Regions from separate parts of the Mus musculus genome. Here all the other regions are linked to region 1. The links are chromatin loops, found by intact Hi-C in ENCODE. Cell type or tissue: heart. All regions are shown on one strand. Region 1 overlaps Mink1 (misshapen-like kinase 1 (zebrafish)). Region 2 holds the start of Vmo1 (vitelline membrane outer layer 1 homolog (chicken)). Region 3 holds the start of Med11 (mediator complex subunit 11). Region 4 holds the start of Pld2 (phospholipase D2). Region 5 holds the start of Arrb2 (arrestin, beta 2). Region 6 holds the start of Pelp1 (proline, glutamic acid and leucine rich protein 1).

The links. Peaks named below come from ENCODE experiments on the same cell type or tissue, not always from the same donor. Only the 100,000 strongest peaks of a DNase experiment are listed, where the experiment ranks them.
Region 2: a loop joins it to region 1, with 7 times the contacts of the local background. A loop is called at or near these places in 29 of 42 quality-filtered maps.
Region 3: a loop joins it to region 1, with 2.2 times the contacts of the local background. A loop is called at or near these places in 4 of 42 quality-filtered maps.
Region 4: a loop joins it to region 1, with 4 times the contacts of the local background. A loop is called at or near these places in 32 of 42 quality-filtered maps.
Region 5: a loop joins it to region 1, with 2.3 times the contacts of the local background. A loop is called at or near these places in 16 of 42 quality-filtered maps.
Region 6: it touches region 1 in a loop (2.5-fold over the local background); 15 of 42 quality-filtered maps call a loop at or near these places.

The regions. Positions count from the first base shown.
Region 1 is chr11:70,603,860-70,607,859 of GRCm38, forward strand. It overlaps Mink1 (misshapen-like kinase 1 (zebrafish)), which reads left to right. Exons shown (of 33, transcript NM_001045964.1): 10 at 1-84; 11 at 325-394; 12 at 1,136-1,346; 13 at 2,189-2,305; 14 at 3,061-3,285; 15 at 3,483-3,656; 16 at 3,898-4,000. Among named protein-coding and RNA genes, the nearest start is that of Gm51905, 4.9 kb to the left of the region's middle. In heart, a CTCF peak has its summit at 1,528 (motif pointing left); a DNase peak (open chromatin) is centred at 1,462.
Region 2 is chr11:70,514,077-70,518,076 of GRCm38, forward strand. It overlaps Vmo1 (vitelline membrane outer layer 1 homolog (chicken)), which reads right to left and starts at 540. Exons shown (of 3, transcript NM_001013607.1): 1 at 335-540; 2 at 105-220. The coding sequence starts at 526. In heart, a CTCF peak has its summit at 2,492 (motif pointing right); a DNase peak (open chromatin) is centred at 415; H3K27me3 peaks cover 327 bases.
Region 3 is chr11:70,450,459-70,454,458 of GRCm38, forward strand. It overlaps Med11 (mediator complex subunit 11), which reads left to right and starts at 1,460. Exons shown (of 3, transcript NM_025397.3): 1 at 1,460-1,605; 2 at 1,750-1,880; 3 at 2,644-3,274. The coding sequence starts at 1,521. The coding sequence ends at 2,781. It also overlaps a transcript of Cxcl16 not described here. In heart, a CTCF peak has its summit at 1,800; DNase peaks (open chromatin) are centred at 1,733 and 2,913; H3K4me3 peaks cover 1,679 bases; H3K27ac peaks cover 1,550 bases.
Region 4 is chr11:70,538,075-70,542,074 of GRCm38, forward strand. It overlaps Pld2 (phospholipase D2), which reads left to right and starts at 2,198. Exons shown (of 25, transcript NM_008876.3): 1 at 2,198-2,540; 2 at 2,771-2,880; 3 at 2,989-3,119; 4 at 3,223-3,365; 5 at 3,741-3,846; 6 at 3,927-3,992. The coding sequence starts at 2,772. In heart, a CTCF peak has its summit at 1,967; DNase peaks (open chromatin) are centred at 2,027 and 3,047; H3K4me3 peaks cover 2,066 bases; H3K27ac peaks cover 2,130 bases; H3K27me3 peaks cover 226 bases.
Region 5 is chr11:70,429,673-70,433,672 of GRCm38, forward strand. Arrb2 (arrestin, beta 2) reads left to right here and starts at 2,908. Exons shown (of 15, transcript NM_145429.5): 1 at 2,908-3,081. The coding sequence starts at 3,059. In heart, a CTCF peak has its summit at 2,457 (motif pointing right); DNase peaks (open chromatin) are centred at 2,159 and 2,759; H3K4me3 peaks cover 2,023 bases; H3K27ac peaks cover 1,986 bases.
Region 6 is chr11:70,408,424-70,412,423 of GRCm38, forward strand. It overlaps Pelp1 (proline, glutamic acid and leucine rich protein 1), which reads right to left and starts at 1,608. Exons shown (of 17, transcript NM_029231.4): 1 at 1,341-1,608. The coding sequence starts at 1,589. In heart, no CTCF peak of the experiment used is centred here; a DNase peak (open chromatin) is centred at 1,688; H3K4me3 peaks cover 2,219 bases; H3K27ac peaks cover 1,660 bases.

The sequences.
Region 1 (4,000 bases):
TCCGAGACCAGCCCACGGAGCGGCAGGTCCGCATCCAGCTCAAGGACCACATCGACCGCTCGCGGAAGAAGCGGGGTGAGAAAGGTCAGTGGATGGTGGGCAGCGGGGTGTGGGTGTGGCCTCTGCCCTTTCCCCTCTCTAGCCGTGAGATCTCTGGACTTGCTTTGCCCTCCTGTACCCCAGTCTCCCTGCCCAAGGAACCCTTTCCTTAGACTTGCAGCTCCAGGGTCGGGCTGTGCACGTAGACATTCCCAGCTGAGGTCTCCCTACCCAGGCTGGAGGCTGAGGCAGTGAGTGGAAAAGTATCCATGGTCTCCTTTGCAGAGGAGACAGAGTATGAGTACAGCGGCAGTGAGGAGGAAGACGACAGCCATGGAGAGGAAGGCGAGCCAAGGTGGGTTTGGCAAGTAGAGCTGAGAGGTTGGAGTCTCTGTTGTCTGGAAGAACAGCAGTGATCCTTGCTGGGCTTTGGGGACTCTCGGGTAATGGCACATAGTGATAGAAACTTGTATGCACTGAGTCTCTAGTGATAGTGATAGAAACTTGTATACACTGAGTCTCCAGGCTGGTGAGTTGGCAAAGGCACCTGCCCAAGCTTGGTGGCTCGAGTTTAGTTCCCAGGACCCACGTGCTGAAAGGAGAGAATTCTTCCAAGTTGTCCTCTGACCTCCACTGGCTTGCTGTGGTGCACTCAGACATGCGCACATGCACCACTGACAAGCATGCACGAGCATACACAATAAATGATGTAACTGCAACACAACACAGCACAGTGCAGCGCAGCGCAGGACAGAGAGTGAAGCAGATGAACCGGGGCGAGGACGGGGTCTTAGGGCTGACAGAGGTGTGGTCTGGAATCTTTAACCTCCCAGACCAGAGATGCCAAGGTGAAGATGCTTACCCAGTCCTTGCACTTGGGGACCCGAAGCCGGCAAGCAAGTTCCAGATCAGTCTGGACTACCTAATTCAGGCCCTGTCTCAAAACAGGGAAGAGGGACAAAACAGAAGACAGATTTCCTGGCCGTTGGCAGGATGGGATGGCTGGTAGGGTTGGAGGCGTCCGCTCAGCGGGCTGCCCGGGGTGAGGACCACCAGTGTGCTTGGACTTCAGTGTGCATTTGTTCTGCTCACCCAGCTCCATCATGAATGTGCCCGGTGAGTCCACACTGCGCAGAGAATTCCTCAGACTCCAGCAGGAGAATAAGAGCAACTCTGAGGCTTTAAAGCAGCAGCAGCAGCTGCAGCAACAGCAGCAGCGGGACCCGGAGGCACACATCAAACACCTGCTGCACCAGCGGCAGCGTCGCATAGAGGAGCAGAAGGAGGAGCGGCGACGTGTGGAGGAGGTGGGTCCCCATCCTGTGTGTTGACAAGACACTGGCTGTTGGCCAGGGCAGGAGGAAGAGCAGAGTGAGACAGACCTTGCCTCGGAATTGGAGCAGACACTGGCCAGAAAGCATGTCCTGTACATCCTGGGCTACCAAAGCCAAAGGTTGCTTTTCTGTGCACGGGCACTTGGTGCCCCCTGTTGGCCAAAGGTTGACACTAACGTCCATCTCTTAGTGTTCAAGGCACAAAGGCTTGCGATGCAAGGATCATAACATGTTAGCATGTTTGTTTGGTGGCAGTCTTAGGCTTTCAACTGCTACGATAATGCACATGACCAAGTGCAACTTGGAGGAACATGGCTCCTCATGGCTTGCTTGGCCTGTTTTCCTTCTAGCACCCAGGACCACCAGTCCAAGGGTGGGACAGCCTACAGTGGGCTGGCCACTCCCGTGTCGGTCACCAGTCACGAAAATGCGCCACTAATCTCATGGAGACATTTTTCTCAATTAAGGTTCCCTCTTCTACAATCACTCTGGCTTATGTCAAGTTGCCATGGAACTAACAAGTGCTATGGGAAGAGGAAAATGGCATATCGTTCACCCACTCCGAGGGCAGCGGTTTCTGTCTAGCCCAATGTGCATAGCTACTTCAAACATCTCAAACTGAGCTCTTGGGGCCCAGGGCTCAGCTCTGGTTCAGGGCTGGGGATATATGCCTTTCTCTCCCCCGTCTCTAACACACCTGCCCTGCTCTCCATGAAGGGCAGTCCTTCCAAGGCTGCGCTGTACTAGCATCTGTTCCGATCCGATCCGACCCAATCCGATCCAATCTGTAAGACATACTACTCCTTGGTCTACAGCAACAGCGGCGAGAGCGAGAACAGCGTAAGCTACAAGAGAAGGAGCAGCAGCGGCGATTGGAAGACATGCAAGCCCTACGACGAGAGGAAGAGAGGCGGCAAGCAGAGCGGGAACAGGTATTGGTGCCAGTGCGCACGCACACACACCCGCCTCCACACCTGCCCTGCCCTGCCCTGCCCTGCCCTGCCCTGCTCCTGCTGCCTGCCTTCCTGCTCCCGGTGCCCTGGCCCTTTCGCTCCCCTGCCCCTAGATTCCTCCTATCTTTTCTAGCTTCACTCTTTCTCTGTTTTCTCCTACCCTTCAACCCCACCCTGCTCCCTGCCCTCCTGTCTCCGTGCCTTCATTCCCCATCTCTGCCCATCCTTGTCTCTGCCCTGGGGCACTATCCTTCATGTTCCCACCTGATTCCTCCTCATCCCCTGTGTCCTCTTACTCCCATCTGTGCCGCATTGCCCCCTGGGGCTCATCTAACCCTGTCCCCCTCATCCTCACCCTGCTGATCCCTTCCTTCGCCGCTGCTGCCACCCTCCTGCCGCCTCCCTCCCTCCCTCCCTCCCTGCCCCGCCCACCCCCACCCCCCAGGAATATATCCGTCACAGGCTAGAGGAGGAGCAGCGACAGCTCGAGATCCTTCAGCAACAGCTGCTCCAGGAACAGGCCTTGCTGCTGGTAACGGGGTCCCTCAGTGTCCTCGGGAAAATGCCATCCTGAACTGCTTTCCTACACTGGGATGGGAACACATCAGGGAAAGGGGCTTCCCAAGACCAGGGAAGCGGCTCCTGTCTAGGCAGTAGAGGAAAGGCAAGGAACGCCTGCTCTAACTTACACGGCCACACTCTGCTGAGCCCTCTCTCCCTACCGTTGGGCCCAGGAATACAAGCGGAAGCAGCTGGAGGAGCAGCGGCAGTCAGAGCGGCTGCAGAGACAGCTGCAGCAGGAGCACGCCTACCTCAAGTCCCTGCAGCAGCAGCAGCAGCAGCAGCAGCTCCAGAAGCAGCAGCAGCAGCAGCAGCAGATCCTGCCTGGAGACAGGAAGCCCCTGTATCATTACGGTCGGGGCATTAATCCTGCTGACAAGCCAGCATGGGCCCGCGAGGTATGCTGTCTCCTTTGTCCCCTAAGACCCCCGTCCTACCAGTCTCGCTGCCCCAGGGCTGGGATGTTGTAACAAGCACTGAGGAGGGGAAGGAGCTGAGGATGTGGGGCTGGAGTGTGTGAAGGAAGTGAGGAACCAATTGGCCTGCTGACGCCCTGCTCAGTGGCCTGCCTCCTGATGTCCCACTTGAATCACAGGTGGAAGAGAGAGCACGGATGAACAAGCAGCAGAACTCTCCCTTGGCGAAGGCGAAGCCAAGCAGTGCGGGGCCAGAGCCCCCCATCTCCCAGGCCTCTCCTAGCCCCCCAGGACCTCTTTCCCAGACTCCTCCTATGCAGAGGCCTGTGGAGCCCCAGGAAGGACCGCACAAGGTGAGTCTGTCCCCATTCCTGTCCCAACACAGACGTGGGTGGCTTTGCTTACGGCCATGAGTACATGTTTGTGCTCACTGGTGTCTTCTGCGCACTACAGGGCACATCCCCTGCATAGTGTACTTCTCCAGCCTTAGAATCCCCATCTTTGATGGGAGAGGGGACTTTTCTCAGCCCAGCGCCCAGTTTGCAGGATGTGTTACAAAGCAGGCATTCCACCCTTTCTGGTCTTCCCCTGCAGAGCCTGGTGGCACACCGGGTCCCACTGAAGCCATATGCAGCACCTGTACCCCGATCCCAGTCCCTGCAGGACCAGCCGACTCGAAACCTGGCTGCCTTCCCAG
Region 2 (4,000 bases), 90 kb before region 1:
TTTGTCCTAGGAGAGTGTCCTTCCCATTCAGGAGTGAACCCAGAGCTTTACAAACACTAGATAAATGCTTTCTACCCCGTTGGGTCTTTGGTCCCTAATCTCACCTTCCGGACTGGGACTCCACGACGTGGGTGTTTTTCTGTGAGTTCCCTCGAGTGCAGTGTAGCCGGATCCCATTCAGAGCTGTGTCATCTCCAGGAATGCCTTGAGGGGGCTCCACCTAGGTCAGGAGGGAAGCAGAAGTGAGGTCCACTGAGAGGATTCTCCTTCTCACGTTCAGCTCTGCAATCTGGCACATCTTTGCCCTTTCTAAGACCCAGGTCTGAACCTTCACCTTGACAGAGAACCCACTGGCAAAGTATCCATCAGGACACATCTCAGGCCAGGCCCAATCACCCCAGGTACCACCGTTGGTCACGTCAACGATCGATGCATAGCGTGGTTCTACGTGAACTTGAATCTGTGCATGTCCATAGCACATCACCCCCAGCAGCAGTAACAGCCTGGCTCCAGCCTGCAACTCCATCCTGCATGACCTATGAATCTGGTCACTTAGATGGATTTATATCAGTCCTGGCCCTATCAAGATTCAGGTTGCAGCTCTCTACCAGCCCTGTCCTTTCATGGCTCAGATTGCGGAAGAATGACCAGGATTAAGTGACATTCAAAACTAATCTGCTCCAGTCCAGGAACCCTGAAGATTTGCGGCCCCCAGGAGTTAGGGAAGGGAGGGCAGTAGAAGCCACTGAGTTTAAATTAGGGCCTACTGAATACTTAACACTAGCTCCAGGTATATTTCATGTAATCACCGCAATGATTGTAGAAGATAGAAATTATATTTCCTAGTTAGTAGATGAGAGAGCTGTAAGTAACTTGCCACCCCCACCCCTACCCCAGTAAACTGAGGGAAATCCCAGCACTGGCAATGGAAGCCAAGGCTGGAGACTGCAGTGATTCTAGGAAAATTTGCCAGGGATAGGATTAGGCAGGAGACAGTGTGAGGATGAGAGACAACCCTACAGGATGTAGAAAAGAATACTGTTAACATAGATCACGGCTGGGAAGGATAAGGGCTGGGAAAAGGTCTTCTTAAGGCTGTGGCTCTGATTCTTTGAGAATCTTGGACACCAGATACACCCAGAGAGACAGGATCTTCCTCTGGAACCCAGGTTGTCCTGAAATACTGTATGTGGCAGTCGTTTTGTTTTGTTTTGTTTTGTTTTATCAAGATAGAGTTTCTCTGTATTGTTGGGAGCGACCCTGTTTGAATGTTAACTGCCTTGTCAGCCATAAGTGCTTGCCGGCACAAAGTCTTGGCCTCTGTGGGAAAGTACTAGCCCAGCTGAGTACAAATAGACATAGATCCTGAAGTCAGTGGAAAACAAAGAGCTATAAATCTTGTGGATAGGTGCCTATTAACCCATTCTGTTCTGATCTTCTTGCTGAACTGTTTACCCAGTCAACATCCTGTTCCTGGGAATAGGTGCACTACTCAGAGACAAAGCGACCCCACTTCACCCCCTTCCTGCTCCTATGAGTATATAACCTGTGTGGGAAAAATAAAAATTTGTCAGCTTGTCTTGTTCTTTGTATCTCTTTGTCCCCCCATTCTCTTCCAGGTGCCTCTCAAGTGCCTGTTCGACTGTCCCTCGGGTCGGGACACTGTATAGCCCTGGCTGTCCTGGAACTTACTCTGTAGATCAGGCTGGCCTCGAACTCAGAAATCTGCCTGCCTCTGCCTCCTTAAGTGCTGGGATTAAAGGCATGAGACACCACTGCCTGGCGTTAGCAGTCTTACTTAGGGTTTCTATTGCCACAGTGAAACACCATGACCAAAAGCAAGCTGGGGAAGAAAGGGTTTATTTGGCTTACATTCCCACTGTAGGAACTCTAGCATGGCAGGAACCTGGAGGCAAAAGCTGATGAAAGGCCATGGAGGGGTGCTGCTTACTGGCTTGCTCCTCATGGCTTATTCAGCCTGCTTTTTTATAGAGCCCAGGACCACCCACAACAGACTGGGCTCTCCCCCATCAATCGCTAACTAAGAAAATGCAGGCTTGCCTGCAGCCATATCTTATGGCACTTTTTCTTTTTAAAGATTTATTTATTATTATATCTAAGTACACTGTAGCTGTGTCTTCAGATGCACCAAAAGAGGGCGTTAGATCTCATTGCGGATGGTTGTGAGCCACCATGTGGATGCTGGGATTTGAACTGAGGATCTTCGGAAGAGCAGTCCATGCTCTTAACCGCCAAGACCTTATGGACAGGGACTGAGATAACTAAGAACAAATAAGGCTACTCTTCCTCTGCTTCTTGTATTCTTTAAGATACGATGAAACACCATTCACTATGTAGCCAAGGCTGACCTAGAACCCTTGACCCTTCTGTCTTGGCCTCCTGAGTTCTGGTGCTACATCCCCTTTATCTTGCCTTGCTTAACGGTCTAGAATCTTTTCCCAGAATGCCTTTCCTTCTATGACCAGCAGATGGACCCCTAATTCACAAAACAAGAAAACAAAACTTGGCTGGATTTGTTAGGGGGCACCAGCCCTGATCTGCTGACCTCAGACACATTCCTCTGTTTTTTAACACATATTTATTGTAAGGCAATTTGATTTAAGAAATATTCTAAATTTCTGAAAATGACCAAGAAAAGTAAGGTGCTTGGCCAGGCCTAGCGGCTCAAGTCCATATGTGATCACAGTGGCTCAAATAGCTGAGTCGGAGGATAGAAAGTTCAAAACCAGCCTGGGATATAGGGCATGATAATGCACGCCTTTTAATCCCAGCACTCAGGAGGCAGAGGTAGGCAGATCTCTGTGAGTCTGAGACCAGCCAGATCTATGTGGTGAGTTTCAGGATAGTTGGGGATATGTCTCAACAAACAAGTAAGTAAATAAATAAAATGAACCAGGCCTATGTAAAGAGACTGTCTCAAACAAGTAAATTAATAAATTAATAAAACGAATCAACCTGAACAGTTTAAATCCTGTCTCAAAAATAAAAAAGGGGGGGGGGGGGCTGGTGAGATGGCTCAGTGGGTAAGAGCACCCGACTGCTCTTCCGAAGGTCCAGAGTTCAAATCCCAGCAACCACATGGTGGCTCACAACCATCTGTAACAAGATCTGACGCCCTCTTCTGGAGTGTCTGAAGACAGCTACAGTGTACTTACATATAATAAATAAATAAATCTTTAAAAAAAAAAATAAAAAATAAATAAAAAATAAAAAGGGGAAGGGAAAGGGGGGGGGTCGATGATGTCTACAACCCAGCACTAGAGGTGCTTCCCTGGCCCCCTTAAAAAGTCAGAAAGCCATGGATCCAGTCTTCAACGTACAGAGTGCCTGTTGTCACCAAAGCTCACATTCCAGTGAGGAAGCCAGAAGGTTCTCCTCTCTCCCCAGTGAAGCTTGAGCTGTGCACACACAGACACACAGACACACAGACACACAGACACACACACACACACACAGTACTGGGGACTGCACCTAGAGTCTTGCACATTCCAGGAAGACACTACCACTGAACTATATCCCTAACCCATTTTATACTTTAAAAAAAATTTTTTAAACGATTTTTAATGTTGTTCACAGAACAAGGCTTGATTTGATTTTTATTATTTTAAAAAGCTTAATGTTTACTTCGTTTTCTGACTCTGTATTTGTGCTGTCAACACTTACACACTGGTTTTCTGCTCCTCAATAAGGAAAGAATGCCAGATCCTGTCATGGGCATATTTAGCACAGGTGGGGTCACCCATTGTTGTTGTTGTTTTAGGCAGGTTCCCTAGGACTTTAGTTCTCAGAGCACAAACTCCTCAAAGTCTGCCTGGGCACGCACCATGTGTGGATTTGGGTGCTTTTCTAAGTTTCTTGGAATAAAGATTAACAGGGGTTCTGGATAGCCATTTCTTGTTAGAGTCTGTATTACAGGGAAACCTACAATGGTATGTCAGATGCTGGGCCTAAACATTATCACTAGAGTTGGAGTGTCCCT
Region 3 (4,000 bases), 150 kb before region 1:
CTTCCAGGGCTGGAGAGATGGCTCAGTGGTTAAGAGCAATGGCTGCCCTTTCAGAGGAACCTGTTCAATTCCCAGCAACCACACAGTACCTCAAAACTGCCTACAGCTCCAGTTCTAAACAATCCAATGTCCTCTCTAACCTCCATGAGCAATGCATGCACATCACTCACAGACACACATACAGATACAAAATACCCTTACTCACCAAATTAAATAAATAAATCTTGGTGGGCAGTGGTGATGCACACCTTTAATCCCAGTACTCAGGAGACAGAGGCAGGCGGATCTTGGTGAGTTCGAGGACAGCCTGACCTACAGAGCAAGTTCCAAGACAACCAGGGCTACAAAGAGAAACCTTGTCTCAAAAAAACCAAATAAAATAAAATAAGCTAACAAACACCATTGAGTGAGAGAACATTTCATTTATCTCTATATCCATAGAGCCTAGCACACCTAATTGATAATCAAAGACAGAAAGGTCGAGGGAAGGAACCAGGACATGAGAATGAGCTGGGCTCAGGATCAGGAAGAAGCCTTAGGCACGGAGAATGTCATGCTTTCCTTGGGAGAGGTTGGCCACCAAAGAGCCCATGACTACCCAGTATGGAGGAACCCACTTGAACTCCCACTGTCATCACCTGGCCCAGGGCCAATGCTTAATAATAAATTCTTATAAATTCAGTAAGTCAGACAGTTAACTAAATCAGAGAGGTCTGAGTGGCTTTGGGCCACAGGGCTGTTTCAGTGGTGGCTCATATCTTTAATCCCAGTATTTAGGGAGGCAGAGGCAGTGATACTCAATTTGTGGGGAAGGGGGTGAGGGGAAGACTAGTGCCCAAGTCATGTCTGGCCACCCTTCTTTAATAAGCCAATTAAAAATGGAAAGTTAAAAAAGGAGACGTATCCAATGTGGCCACATTGGGAAGAGTGACAAAGAGATCCGGCAAGCCCCCTCAAGTCAGTCTTCAGGGTGCTAACGCAACATCAAAGTTTAAATAGAGCAAGGTTGTGCACATCTAAGTACCCCACCCCCACCCGCACCCCCACCCTCAGTCAAGGTGTGTGGTCACACCCATCACTGACTATTCATTATCTGGGCTTCAGTCTCATCCTGTAAAGTGGTCTGACAAGTTGTTAGAACTGTGTAAAATCTCTTTCTGGAAGACAAGTTCTGATAGTCAAGACTGAAGAGATACAAGTATCTCTTTAAACTATCTTCATTTTTGACAGACCTATTACACCAGAGGATCTCTATGAGTTCCAGGCCAACTTGGTCTAAACTGAGATCCTGTCAGAAAACAAGTCAATAACCGCCTCTTTCCACCCCTGTCTGGCCTGGCATTAGCGCCCTGGCAGTCAGACTAGACCAGGTAGACTCGGAAGGGCGAGGCCGCGCTGAGCATCCTGGGAATTGTAGTGTTCGCTGCAGTGGCCTCTGCGCAGGCGCACATTAACAGGCATTTCCGGGCTGTGGCGCCACACCTCGCAAAAGACGGCCTGTGGGGCTTTCCACTGGAACGATGGCTACCTACAGTCTGGCGAACGAGCGGCTGCGCGCCCTGGAGGATATCGAGCGTGAAATCGGCGCCATCCTCCAGAACGCAGGTTCGGGAAGCGAGGGGCAGACGGCAAGGGGTGAAGACCAGCCCGGGACTCTGCGTGCAGTTGGGGCGGGACCTGAATGCTAGCCTTAGGGCGGGGCTGAGTCTGAAGCCTGGGTCTGACATCGCCCTCTCCCCGCCCTGGCAGGAACGGCGATCCTGGAACTGTCCAAGGAAAAGACTAACGAGCGGCTCCTCGACCGGCAGGCGGCAGCCTTCACCACTTCTGTGCAGCACGTGGAGGCAGAGCTATCCGCTCAAATCCGCTACCTCACTCAGGTGGGTGTGTCTAGAAGGTGCTGGGCGGGGACCCCAGCTCTGAACCAACGCCCTAGCCTTGGGGATTCCCTGAGCTTTAGCTAGGTAAGACTGCCTCTTACGCGATAGGTACTTTCATTTCAGGGCTGGTTTAGTCCTCTAAAAGGAAAGGATTAAAAATGTCTAGGGTGTATAAACAATACCCTAGGCATACCAGCTGGCACAGGCCGGTATTCTGAGCTACTTAAGTGCCTGAGGCTGGAAGATCACAAGTTCAAAACTTGTCTGGGCAATTCAGACCCAGTAGGTCAGAAAGAGAGTTGGAGCTCTGTGTTAGAGCACTTACCTACCATAAAGAGGCCCAGGTACTGAAATAAATAAATAAAAATAAATAAATAAATAAATACTGAAGCTACCGAACGTTGTTCCCAGAAACTTGTGAGGCCATATTTGCTTGGGGACTAAGAAGACAGACATCGCTAAGAGGCTTCCAGAGTCTTTACTCCAGCTGCTACTGTTTACTGACATCTGTGGTGTGCTGGGCATATCCTAAAACTCTAGGAAGTATTCGCTGTGGTCCCTATTTCATAGATGAGGTTCACACAGTGGTTAAGCTTTTTCTTTTTTTTTTTTTTTTGTTGTTGTTGTTGTTGCCTTAGAACACTGAGTTACCAGTCAACTAATGTAGATCAAACTTGGGAAAGATGTGAGACCAGAGAAATAATACTGCCCGGTTGTGGGTGGTAAAGAGAGGCAGTACCCCATTGATTGATCTGACTTGTAGGTGGCCACAGGGCAGCCGCATGAGGGCTCCAGCTACTCTTCCAGGAAGGACTGTCAAATGGCTCTAAAGCGAGTAGACTACGCCCGCCTCAAGATTAGTGATGTGGCGAGAACCTGTGAGCAGATGCTGGAGAACTGAGTTCGGATGATCCAGAGTGTGCCCTGCACCAGAGACCGTAGGATGGGGAGCAGTGCATCATACACGTGCCCTACTGGTCAGGGCAGACGAGGACCACAAGGCAGAAAGGAGAACTGAAGAATCCAAAGCCCCAGTGTACACACATCTCTTCTGACTCTTCCAGCAAGACGGCCCTGTTTTCCACTATGCAAGATCAGACAGAGGTCAGAGGTCAACTCCCAACCCACTTCCTCATGTGCACCCTGCCCTGGAGTTTCAGAAGACTTGGCCCAATAAAAATAAATGTGTTCTTATAAGCACACACAGTGGCTCACACCTGTAGGCCCGGTACTTGGGAAGTAGAGGTGGGAAGATTGCTGTAGTTTGAGACCAACCTGGGCTAAGTACATAGAGGGACCCTCCTTCAAAAGGGGAAGTTATGTTCCTCATTGGAAGAAACAAAACAGGAACTAAGTGTTTTAATAATAAAAGCTGTATTTTTTTATAAAGCTAAGAGTCTCTCTCTCGCTCTCTCTCTCATATGTATGAGGCTCCAAGAGACTGAGGACTCGAGTCCTGTCTACACAGCATCAGCCCAGTCTATATAGCATCAGCGTGGCGGCTGTGAGGAGGGGAGTGAGAAAGCCCAGGCTTCAGTGTGGGGTTGGAGAACAGCTGATGGAGTCTCAAGAGAGACTTATGGCCAGGGGGCACCATCAGCAGTTCTGAAGGGACAAAGACCCAGAGTCTGCAGAAGTCACTAATTCTAAAAAAACATTTGCCAAGATTTATTTTATGTGTATGAACAATGGTTTTGTTATTGTATGTATATGTGTACCACGTATATAAATGGTGTCTGTGGAGGTCAGAGGGGGTTGTCAAGTCCCCAGGAACCGGAGTTGCGGATGGTTGTGGGCCACCATGTGAGTCCTTTAGAGTCTTGAACAATATCTGAAACCTGTTGACTTATCTCTCCAGCCCTCAGCCAATTGGTCTAAAAGTAATCTTTAGTATTACAGTTAAAAACAGAATTTGTCCAGTTTATTGTTACACTATGCAAAAAGCAGACACTTTTTAAAATTGATCTGGTAGTGGGAGGGTTGAACCTAGAACTTTACACATGCTAAGCAGGCACTGTACCTTGGGACTGCACTTTTGAACCACGTATTTGAGTGTTACATTTTATTAGACGTGGGGGAAGGCTAAGGGCAGAGGGGCTATTCATATATTATTAGTTGTA
Region 4 (4,000 bases), 66 kb before region 1:
CCACAGGTATTAGGCATGCACATGGCACACATACACACATGCAGGCAAAGTACTCATGCACATACAAAGGAAACAAAACAAAACAAAAAAGAAAAAAAAATCCACCTGCTTTTGCCTCCCAAATACTGAGATTGAAGGCATGAATGACTACTGCCCAACTGGATTTTTTTTTTAACTTAAAAAAATACTTTGTGTGTGTATGTAGGGTCTAGAGGAAAAGACAGCAGATCTCTTGTGAGTTTGAGACCAGCCTTATCTATATATAGTGATTTCAAGACCAGCCAGGACTACATAGGGCAGTGGATCTCAACCTTCCTAATGCTGTGACCCTTTAATACAATTCCTCATGTTGTAGTGAGCCCCAACCATAAAAGTATTTTCATTGATATTTTATAACTGTAATTTTGCTACTGTTATGAATTGTAATGTAAATATCTGATATGCAGGATATCTGCAGGCTGAAAAACCACTGACATAGAGGTATCCTATCTAATATATAGATATGCACATATGTATTAAGGTTTTTAATTAGGAAAAGATGAACAGATACTTTATCAAGATACTTAAGCATATGTGTAATGGTTTGTATATCCTCAGCCCTGGGAGTGTCACTATTAGAAGGTGTGGCCCTGTTGGAGTAGGTGTGTCACTGTGGGTGTGGGCTATAAGACCCTCATCCTAGCTGCCTGGAAGCCAGTATTCTGCTAGCAGCCTTCAGATGAAGATGTAGAACTCTCAGCTCCTCCTGTACCATGCCTGCCTGGGATGCTGCCATGATCCGGCCTTGATGATAATGAACCTCAGAACCTGTAAGCCAGCCCCAATTAAATGTTGTCCTTATGAGGGTTGCCTTTCATGGTGTCTGTTCACAGCAGTAAAACCCTAACTAAGACAATAGGAAATACAGTTAACGCTGTTAATATTCAGAGATGTACAATTAAGACTGCAGTGGTAAACCTTTCAGACCACTCTAATGGATAACAGGAAGGATCTATGGAATTGAATGTGCACCGTGCTATGGAGCAGCTACAACAGAAGTACCATACACTGGTTTTTAGAAATATAAAATAGAAGAGCCATTTTGGAAAGTTTTTGTATTTAATTGTTTTCTCTATTTTGGCTTTGTGTGTATAAATGTTTTGTGTGTGCAGTGGCCACAGAGGCAAGAAGAGAACATCAGATCCCCTGGGGACTGCTTGGTGAGCAGCCATGTGGGTGCTAGGAATCAGACTCAGGTCCTCAGCTCATGCACAGAGCCATCTCTCCAGCCCCGGGGTTTGTTTTTTCAGCAGTGTTTTGCTGTGTAGCCTCAGCTGGTCTCAATGCCCAAGCTTCACAATACTCTCTCCAATTCTCTGTGCTGCTGAGCTACAAACTGCCAAGCCCAGACCTCGACAGCAAACAGTAAGTTAAACATACACTTATATGACCCAGTAGTTCCACTCTAGTTGTTTACAGAAGAGGAATTAAAATAATAAGTCCACAAAAATGACTGGCACATAAATGTTTATTGGAGGTTCATTTCCAGTGAACAAAACCTAAAACAATTCAAATGATGATTCAGCGGAAATTTGGAAGGGAAAAAAAGGACAGCCTTTAGGATCTGGGGAAAAAAAGTTTTTTCCAGACTGAAATTTACAGGCGATTAGGTTCCAGGTTCCGAAATTGGTCTGTTATTGTCGCTCAGTGTCGGGCTAATCACTCCTGCGTTAAAAGAGCGTTTCAAGAATGAAGAATGCGATTTCTCATACAGCAACGAACTTGGCAGTCACTCGGCTTTTTATGCTCTTATTACCTTCCATCAACAAAGGCTATCTGTACCGGGCCCACCAAGGGGACATCTGCAGGTCCTCGCAACCCAGGCCGTTCTGCCCGGATTCCAGGCAGTGCTGGGGACCAGACTACCCAATGGCCGCGCGCGCGCGCGCGCGCAGTAGAGGAATGTGCACTACGTGGATCGCACACTGGGGGGTGCTGGACATAGCCAGCAGGTGCCCCGAGGGCAGCTGGAGGAAGAAGACAGCCCTGGGGAGTGGGCGGCCTCCGGAGTGGGCGGCCCGGGCCCGGGCGTCTCTAACGCAGGGCGGGCAGAGGACGGCGGGGGCGGGACCCAGTCGACGCGACAGTCGTGGAGGTGAGCCCTGGGGGCCTTCCCGCCCCCCGAGGGCAGGCTCTGAACCCCGGCCCCGCCCCGGCCCTCTGGGGTGTAGGCTCCTGGCTGAGTTCTGCCTGCTTGCGAACCCGCACGGGCGCCGGGGTCCGCATCCAGGGTGCGGGGGCCCGGGACGTGGCGCGGCTGAGGTCCGGAGCCCCGGGAACCGGGCGGGGACGCTGTCGGGCTGGAGCTGCAACGGCCTTCTGACTCAGCCGCTCGTCCAGATTTCGGGATCTCTCTCCTGGGCGGGGAGCGCGCAACTTCCTCATTCCCGCCCGGACCCTTGCTTCCAGCCAGTCTGACCTGACTTCGAGCCTCGCTGTCACCAGGGCTCCTCCCTTGGACTTAACCTCGCCCCAGTTCGAGGCCATCCCACCTTAGCTAGGTGCTTTTTTGGACCTGAATTTGGAATGAGAAGCGGGGCTGAGAGGCTCTGGTTGAAGGCTGGGGGAGGGAATGGAGGTTGCAGGGGTGGGTGTTAGAGGGGCGTCGGTCTACAACCCTAGACGTTGAGAGTCACTGAGTAAGACGGGAGAGGACCGACCGGGGGCGTTGGATGGGGAAGGGGTGTTTCTGTAGGGCGAGTCCCTTCCTGAGGCTTCCTCATATTCCTAGGATGACTGTAACCCAGAAGAACCTCTTTCCCTATGGGGACTATCTGAACTCCAGCCAGTTGCACATGGAGCCAGATGAGGTTGACACTCTGAGGGAAGGAGAGGATCCAGGTATAGAGGGAGATGGCTCCCAGAGAGGGGAGATAGGGATCTGAGGCCTCCTGAGATCTTTACACCCTTGGGTTGTTTTGTTTTTGTTTTGCTTTTTTCCCCTCCCAGCTGATCGAATGCATCCCTATCTGGCCATCTATGACCTTCAGCCTCTGAAAGCACACCCCTTGGTGTTCGCCCCTGGGGTCCCTGTTATAGCCCAGGTGGTGGGCACCGAAAGATACACCAGCGGATCCAAGGTCAGTCACCAGCGGATACCAGGGAAGGCGAGAGAGGGAGTCCTGGCCCAAGTGGAGGCCTGGGTTGGGCCAGAAGACATATTTTAGATTTTCATATCCCCAGGTGGGAACCTGTACTCTATATTCTGTTCGCTTGACGCATGGTGACTTTACCTGGACAACCAAGAAGAAGTTCCGACACTTTCAGGAGCTGCATCGGGACCTCCAGAGACACAAAGTCTTGATGAGTCTGCTCCCTTTGGCTCGGTGAGTAGAACTCGGTTGCTTCCCGTGAAAGGCAGGTACTTCTCACCCCATGGCAGCCTCACTCACTCCTGTCTGTCTGACTCTTATCCCCTGGGCATTTTCCTTCCTCAGCTCTGTGCCGTGCCCCCTCCCTTGTCCCTGGTTCCCAGGAAACTTTCCCTGCTTGGATCTCCTCCATAGTACTGTGCCAATATTTTAGCCAGGCTGGATGCCCAGAATTGTCCTTAGCAACCCCCTCCTCCCAGTTGTCTCCATTCCCAGGACAGAGACCCTTTCTTTCTTCTGCCTTTCTTCTTTCTTTCTTTCTTCTGCTAGCCTTTCTTCCTCCAAGGCCCCGTCTCCAGCTCCTTCTTGAGTCTTCTCTCATCTCTGTAGCTTTGCTGTGACCCATTCTCCAGCCCGAGAGGCAGCCGCCGAGGATATACCCTCCCTACCCCGAGGAGGTTCTGAGGGCTCTGCCAGACACACAGCCAGCAAACAGGTATGCAGCAGGTCCTGTAGCAAGGTGTGCAGTATGCAAAAGGTTCTGGCTACATCTGTTTCTTTTCCGTCTCCCTTCAGAAATACTTGGAAAATTACCTCAACCGCCTCCTGACCATGTCTTTCTATCGCAATTACCACGCCATGGTAAGGTC
Region 5 (4,000 bases), 170 kb before region 1:
TCTGAGTTCAAGGCCAGCCTGGTCTACAGGGTGAGTTCCAGGACAGTCAACAACAACAACAATATGGTGGTTAATCTCAGTTGTCAATTTGATGAGATCTACTCATCTGAGAAGTGATCTACAATCATATCTTCTATTGTCTGCCTATGCAAGAATAGTTGTATTAGGTTGATTGAGGTGTGAAGACTCTTCCACCATGGATGGCATCATTCCCTGAACTTTATTTTTTAAGTAGCACTTGTATTAATTGTGTGTTTGTGTAACAGGGGCCTTCAAGCCATGGCATTTGTGTGGCTGTGTGGCTGTCAGAGACCAACTTGTGTGTGAGGGTGGGGGTGGGGAATAGGGATTGGGTCTCTCCTTCCACCGTGTAAATCCTGGGGATTGAACGCAAGCAGGTCATTAGAGTTGACATTAAGTGCATTTACCCACTAAGCTATACAGATTTCATGCTGTACTGACCATTGTCTTTCTCCTTGCTGTAGACAAAAGCTCATTATTTTATTGATATTGTTGTTGATTATATTTTGTTGGTGTGTGTGTGTGTTTGAGACAAAGTCTCAATTAGCCCAAACTAATTCAAACTTGATATGTGGCTGAGTATGACCTTGGCTTTTTGATCCCCCACTCACCACCACACCCAGTTTTGCCAGAGATCCAATATGAGGTTTTTGTTTTTATTTTTAATTTTATGTGCACTGGTGTTTCCCCTGCGTGTGTGTCTGGGTGAGGGTGTCAGATGTTGGAGTTACAGACAGCTGTGAGCTGTGGGTACTAGGAATTGAATCCGGCTCCTCTGGAAGAGTATTCAGTGCTCTTAATCACTGAGCCATCTCTCTAGCTTCCCACAAGGGTTTTATGATTGCTAGGCGAGCACCCTGACAACTAAACTACGACCCTTGCCCCCAAATTCCACTTTAGCTATAGACTGCCTTACCTCTGAACATGATCTTTAGCAAGGGTCAAATCTGAATAAATTCATGAGTCAAAAAGCTTACTGTTAAGAACTCGAGTACATTTAAGCTGACTGTGTTGCTTCAGGAGGCAGAGGCAGGGGGACCCCTGTGAGTTCCAGGCCACCCAGGGCTATAGAGTGAGACCTTGTCTCAAAGAATCATATTGGGGCTGAAGAGATGGCTCAGTGGTTAAGAGCACTTTTTGTTCTCACAGAGGATCTGGGTTCACTTTCTAGCACCCACGTGGAGGTTTATAACTGCCTGTAACTCTAGTTCCAGGGGATCTGATACCTCCATAGGCACTGTGCACACAAATGGTGATGACCATGCTTACATGCAGGCTAGCACTCAGACACATAAAGTGTAACACATTGTAACAATGAAAGAGCAGACTTAAAATGTGACAATAGAACGGGGGAGGGGTAAGCAGGTGTTAAACAAGGTCTATGTTTAAAAATTAAAGATGATCTGAGATTTTTTTTTCTCGTGTACATTGTTTTTCAAATGGAGAAAAGTGGAGAGAGAGGCATGAAGGTATTCCACTGAGGGGAAATGGGTAAGAGTAGAAGGAAGAGACCGAAGAGGAGAAAAACCTGTCTCTGTCAGTCACCCTTTTCACCCTCTGCCAAACCCAGTCAATGTTGCCCCAGCAACGAACCTCTAATATGGCCCCTCTGTTCCCCCTCCACTCCCTGTTCATCGTTTTCCCTTGACTAGCTTATCTTCTAGCGGTCTTGCTATGCTCTGTGTTACCGGAAAAGAGAAATCCCATCTCGACATTCCTCTGGTGAAAAACAAAATCCAATCAAATCATTGCTGGGCTGCGATTAAAGACAGAGCTTAGTGGTGAGTCCTTACCAAGCATGCGTGAGGCCTTAGCAGAAAATTACATTACATTAAATTAGATAAACACTACAGATCCTCAGGCTCTTTCTTTCACCTGCTATACAAAGCCTTCCGCAGTCTCTTCCTTCCACAGTCTGCAGCTCTCTGCCTCCTGCCATCTAACCCACAAGCACTCGTCTATAAAGAATGTCCTTTCCCCACTTCTGCCCATCCTTCAGAATGTCTGTCCTCAAATTTCCCATCCAATGGAGTGAGTGACTGCACTCCCTCCTCCCCCACGCTGGCCAAGCAAAGGCTTTTGGGCTTTTAGTTGCTTGATGTTCTGAGTCATACCTCTATTATAGCATTCCTGGGAGCATAATATAATACCTGTTCCTATGTCTCAAAGATCCCAGGAAAGTTAGGCCATGATAATTCATGTTTGGTCCCGATGGCTTGGCACAATGACTAACACGAAATGGAGAGGGAGGGAAGGATGAAGAAAATAAGAGATGGATGGAGTGGGTGAATGATAGCTAGGATAGACAGTCGAGATGACAAGGTCTGAAAAATGTTTTAATGTTTGACCCTGCACAAAAAAAAAAAAAAAAAAAAAAAAAAAAAAAAAAATCAAAGACGATACACCAGGGGGAGCTGAAGACCACAAGAACGCGGGAAAGGCAGGCCAAACGAGGCTGCAAGCTCAGGGATGAGCAGCGCGTCCCAAAGCAAGCATCATCACGCAACTGATACGGTGCATCCACGTGGGCAGCCCTTGGCCCTCAGAACTAGACAGCACTTGAGCTCATTCCCACCGCCCCCTCGATCCCGTCCCTCCTCCACTACAGTGAAAGCAAACAAAGGGGAGGTATCCCTGCAGGGCTACGGATACCAACGGCCAATCAGCTGCTTCTAATCTCCTCGAAGGCGGCCGCCTGCTTTTAAAGGGGCCCAATCTAGTTCTAAAAGCTTGAGGAGGGGCGGGGAGATCGGGAGTAGGGACGGCGCGGGGAGGCTTCCCCGAGGGAAACGGAGGGCGGAGGCGTGGGGCGGAGCCAGCTCGAGGAGGGCGGGCTGCGCCGCGGCGCGCGGGATCCGGCTGACGCAGCTGGCCCCGGCTCCCCGAGACCCAGACCGCGAGGGGAGGGGAAGGAGGAGAAAGAGTGAGGACGCGCGTGCGCAGTGGCGCGGGGAGGAGCGGGGACCTGGCAGCAGGCGAGGAGGCTGCGAGCGAGCCGCGAACCCGGCGGGCGGAGGGCGGCGAGCGCGCGCGCACCATGGGAGAAAAACCCGGGACCAGGTAAGGGAGGTGGGGCCGTGCCGCGGGGCATGGGCGGCTGCTCGTGGGGTGTGCCAGGTTGATCCACAGACAAGGACACCGGGGAAGAAACCCCGGGGCCGGACGCCTGGGTCCCTAGAGGGTAGCGGTCCGGGGCCGCAAGCCTTGGTCCTTGAGATATTGGAGTGGAGCGTGCGTGCTAGGGCTCCTGCAAAAAGCAAGACCTGATGGGGATCGGGAAACCCACGCCTGGGTTCTCGCAGAGATGTAGGAGTCGGACTACTGGGTTCTCTGTGCAGGCTGTGATGCAAGGGCGGAGGAAGGAGGAGCAGGTGGCCGGCCCCGAGGGGTTGTGTGCTGGGAGACTGGATGCTGGGAAGGGATTCCCCTAGACTCGTGCCCAACCAATGGAAAGCCTCCTGCCCAATACCCCACAGTCTGATTGCTCCCACCTGTCCCAAGGGCCCGATAGCTCTGCTACCAAACTTCTGCCTTCTAGGTTGCTAGGAGCAACAGCTTCTTCTTGAGAGAGAAGAGTGTGTAGGGACCCTCGCTGAAATTGGACTGTATTCCTCTCCTGGGGGTGGAGGGGAGAGGTAGTATCTCCCCTGGACACACATCCTCTCCCCGGATGTTCTCTGTGCAATCGAAGCTCCTTCCTTCCACTGATACCAGAGTTCTCTTTTTTGGTCTATAGCAAAATCCACTTCCTGTTGTGACCCAACACCCCCAAGAGGACATGGGGTGAATGCTTGAGTTCCAAAGGAGCAAGAGCTAAAGAATAGGTAGGGGCTATGTGCCTCAAGCCGGAGAGGACCAAGAATAAGGGCCTGATTATGAGCAGTGACTTCTGCAAAACATGGGATCAACCCCACCACTCCCACTGCCCTTAGAGTATGAGAAAGTAGGCATCTCAGCATTAAGAAGACCAATATCTGAG
Region 6 (4,000 bases), 200 kb before region 1:
CTGAAGTAAAAGTGCATCACAACAAAAACTCAGGTCACTGAAAAAAAATCAGAGAGATTTCTAAAACACACAAAACAAACAAAAGACCATTAGGAGGGCAGATTTAACTGTAGTATTCCCAACTGTCTGAGGAGTACAATGAATATAAGCCACCCAATCCTGCCTTCCAGAGCCCATCCGAAAGCCAGCCATAGTAGTATAAGCATCTATAATCGCAGCGTCCCCTACTGAGAAACACAAGGTAAAACCAAAGAGCATCAACATAAACACTCGGGCTAGACAGTCCACCACTGGCAAGAGACCTTGTCTTGACACAGGAACCTTAGGACCTAAACGTTCCTATGACTTTGATGTGTGCACCGTTGCTACCCTTGGCCCATAACCACTAACATAAACACACATACAGCTGAACAAGATGGCGGATGCCCAGCCACAGGCAGCTGGATCTCGGGGAGTTCTAGGCCAGCCTGGTCTACATAGTTCCAGACCAGCCAGAGCCACATAGTGAGACTTTGCCTCCATAAGAAAAAAAAAAAAAAAAAAAAAAAGGCAGAACTTCACAGACTGCTTATGGAAGTGTGTAAGAAACCACATATCGAGGATGGCACTTGGGTTTCTAGCTTGTAGGAACTGAACGCATGTGAATATTTTGTGCACAGGCTCCTAACCAGGTAGACAACATATTGTCTACCGCCTACCTCACCAGCCTCAACTCTACCCACTCTCTTTAACCACCTAAACCCCGAACCCAAACATTGCCCTCATTTTCCAACCCGTCCTACACGAGTGTTCCTCTAACGTTTCAACTACCCCTTCTAATTTTCTTTCACTACCTAACCCCTGTTCATCTTAAACTCCAGGTCTTTTGGAGAAATCTCTAAATACTCTCTCTACACCGGTTTAGGAAACTCATACCAGATTTAGTTTCGTGTTATGGCATTTTGCTCATCGCCACTATGACTGGAATTGGAGCGCCGAGTAGGAAGGGGTAGGCCCTTGGCTGAGAGCTAGTAAATGTTTGTGTTCAATTACCCTGGGAAAACGCCGCCAAAAGAAGTTTCGCTGAGGACTGAACTAGTCAGGGGACCTGGGATGGAACCGAGCCCCTTCATTGCTTTGTGCTTATCAATGACCTAACAGAAAAGGGGCCTAATACTGCTCTGGGGAACGCGCAGGTAATGAAGTCTGTGGATCGCGTCCTCAATGGTTAAGTGGCTCTATTCTCCACTCTCGGCTCTCCTCGAGCTCACAGCTCCAGTGTCAGCTTCAGGAAGGCGGGACCACGGTGCCCAGCCGCCTCACCAGCCTTTCCACGGTGACCGCGGGAGCCACAGACTTACCTGCGCCCCACCTGCCGTCCCATGCAGCCTCAATAAGCACATGAGCCCGGGCAAATGCGGGGCCCACTGGATTGGGGGATGCACAGGGGCCACGGGGGACGCCGTTCGCGGCTGTAACAACCCGGAAATGCTCTCTAACAGCAGCAGACGCAGACGCGGGCCGGATCCCACCGCAGAGAGACCCCCGGGCCCGCCAGGAGCCCCAGCTGGGGAGCCCGCAGAGGCCCCACTAAGAACGGCCGCCGCCATCTTCACAGGCTCGAGCAATGGCGTGGCGTGATGACGCAAACATAAGTGCGACGCACGCCGCTCGGGGAGGGGTCTTGAGGAGGGGGCTGCGGCCTGCTGGGCTGGATGAATGAGGGCTGGCGCCCTGCGGCAGGAGGGGGCATGCGCAATGTGGGCGAGCGCCAGCGTTGGGGCGGCTTGCAAACTGCTAACCCGGGCTGAGCGCTGTAGGGCGGGGCGGAGGCGTTGCTGCGCAGGCCGGACACGTGGTCTGCAGGAAAGGCGCGGGAGTCTGAAAGATCTCAGTCCAGCGTGGCTTCTGGTCACCTTCTCCCTGGGCTTAGTAATCCTATCTAAGGAGCCAACCCCAAGTCTGAAATCTGGAACGTTCTAAACTGCTTTTCCAACAATGGAAAAACAAGCTCAAACAGTGCACATGCCACAAAGTAGCAGAGGTGTCACTCTGTCCCCAAGACACACCCACAGTCATTTGTGTATTTACATTACTATACACAGTTGTTTTGTTTTTTGAGACAGGGCCCTGGCTGTTCTGGAAATCACTTTGTAGACCAGGCTGACCTCCAACTCAGAAATCCACCTGCCTCTGCCTCCCTAGTGCTGGGATTAAAGGCGTGCGCCACCACGCCCGGCTAACCTATCACTTTCAAAGGCCTCAGCATTGCCTTATTTCCTCCCTCTGCAGTCTGTACACCACACAAAAGCCGAATTGGGCTTTTCTGATATAAGCCAGTTCTTTGTTTTGTTGTTTTTGCTTTTTAACAGGCTGGCCTCAGACATGATGTGGCAATATTCCTGCCTCAGGCTCACAAGTTCAAATGCTGACATTACAGATTGGAGCCAAGAAAGCTTGTCCTTCCCAGTTTAGAGTCCTTCTGTAGCTTCTAGAGATAAGAATATTAACTGGGTGGTGGTGGCACACGCCTTTAATCCCAGCATATTGGGAGGCAGACGCAGGCAGATTTCTGAGTTCAAGGCCAGCCTGGTCTACAAAGTGAGCTCCAGGACAGCCAGGGCTACACAGAGAAACCCTGTCTCAAAAAAACAAACAAAAAAAGATAAGAATATTTCCCTACACAGACTAGAATCTATACCACCTGACCTCAGGCTGTACAAGCACTTCTTTCTTCCTCTGGTCTTTTGTTGTTTTGTTTTAGGGGTGGAGAGATGTTTGAGGTTTTGTTTTGTTTTGTTTCTTCTCCTAGTCTTGGACTAAACTAGCCTTCTTTCTATCCTCCAGCAACATCAATTCCAAGGCCTTTGCACAGACTTCCAATTTTGCCGACAGGCTTGTTGCCATTCTTAGAAAAGTTTTTCTTCCAATCTCTATCACACACACACACACACACACACACACACACACACATACACATACACACACTTTTAAAGTCAAGGTAACCTCCCCTTGAAGGTAACTTCCTATGAAATTAAGGATGGGGTCTGGGGATATGGCTCAGTGGTTAAGAGCACTGACTGCACTTCCAAAGGTCCTGAGTTCAAGTCCCAGCAACCATATGGTGGCTCACAACCATCTGTAATGAGATCTGACTCCCTCTTCTAGAGTGTCTGAAGATAGCTACAGTGTACTTACATATAATAAATAAACAAATAAATAAATAAATAAATAAATAAAAATTAAGGATGGCATCAAATTTCTGACTCTCCTAGCTCTCCCTCCCAAGCACTGGGATCCCAGGCCTGTGCCACCACACCCAGTTCCCTCTGTGCTAGGGCTGGAACCCAGGGCCTTATGCATGCTCCGTAGGCATTTGACCAAGTGAGCTAAATCCTGGTCCTTATTTTTGACTTTTTCTTCCATTTCAATTGTGTGTGTGTGTGTGTGTGTGTGTGTGTGTGAGAGAGAGAGAGAGACAGAGACAGAGACAGAGACAGACAGAGAGAGACAGAGACAGAGGCATGGAGAAAGGAGATTTTATTTTGGAGGTACTTTGAGACAAGGTCTCTCTATGTAGGCCAGGCTGACCTCAAGCTTGCAGCAAATGATGAACCAGCCTGACTCCATCTTAAGATTGAAAGCCATCTTATTACAAGGTCAAACTAAGCTCATCCTGTCTTCTATGAGACTTGGGTTTGACCATGCCGTGACCTATTTTCTGAAATTTGACATGTTCCACACCCTATACCCTAATCTCCACCCTGATGAGATGTTCTGCCAAATAATTTTGAAATGGTCTGGCAAGTTCCTACATAACCAAAAACTCTTGGAAAAATCTCCTATCCTTGCAGTTTGTGGGGCTAATATGAGCTTGCTTAACTCAACTAAAAGAATTTGGGTAATGATCTTTGTTCTCGTTTACTGGGATTAACACAATCTCCCTGCTTCTGCTTGTTGGGTACTGGTATTAAAAGATTCATCACCACCACCACCACACCCAGCTCTCCGCCTGCTCCAA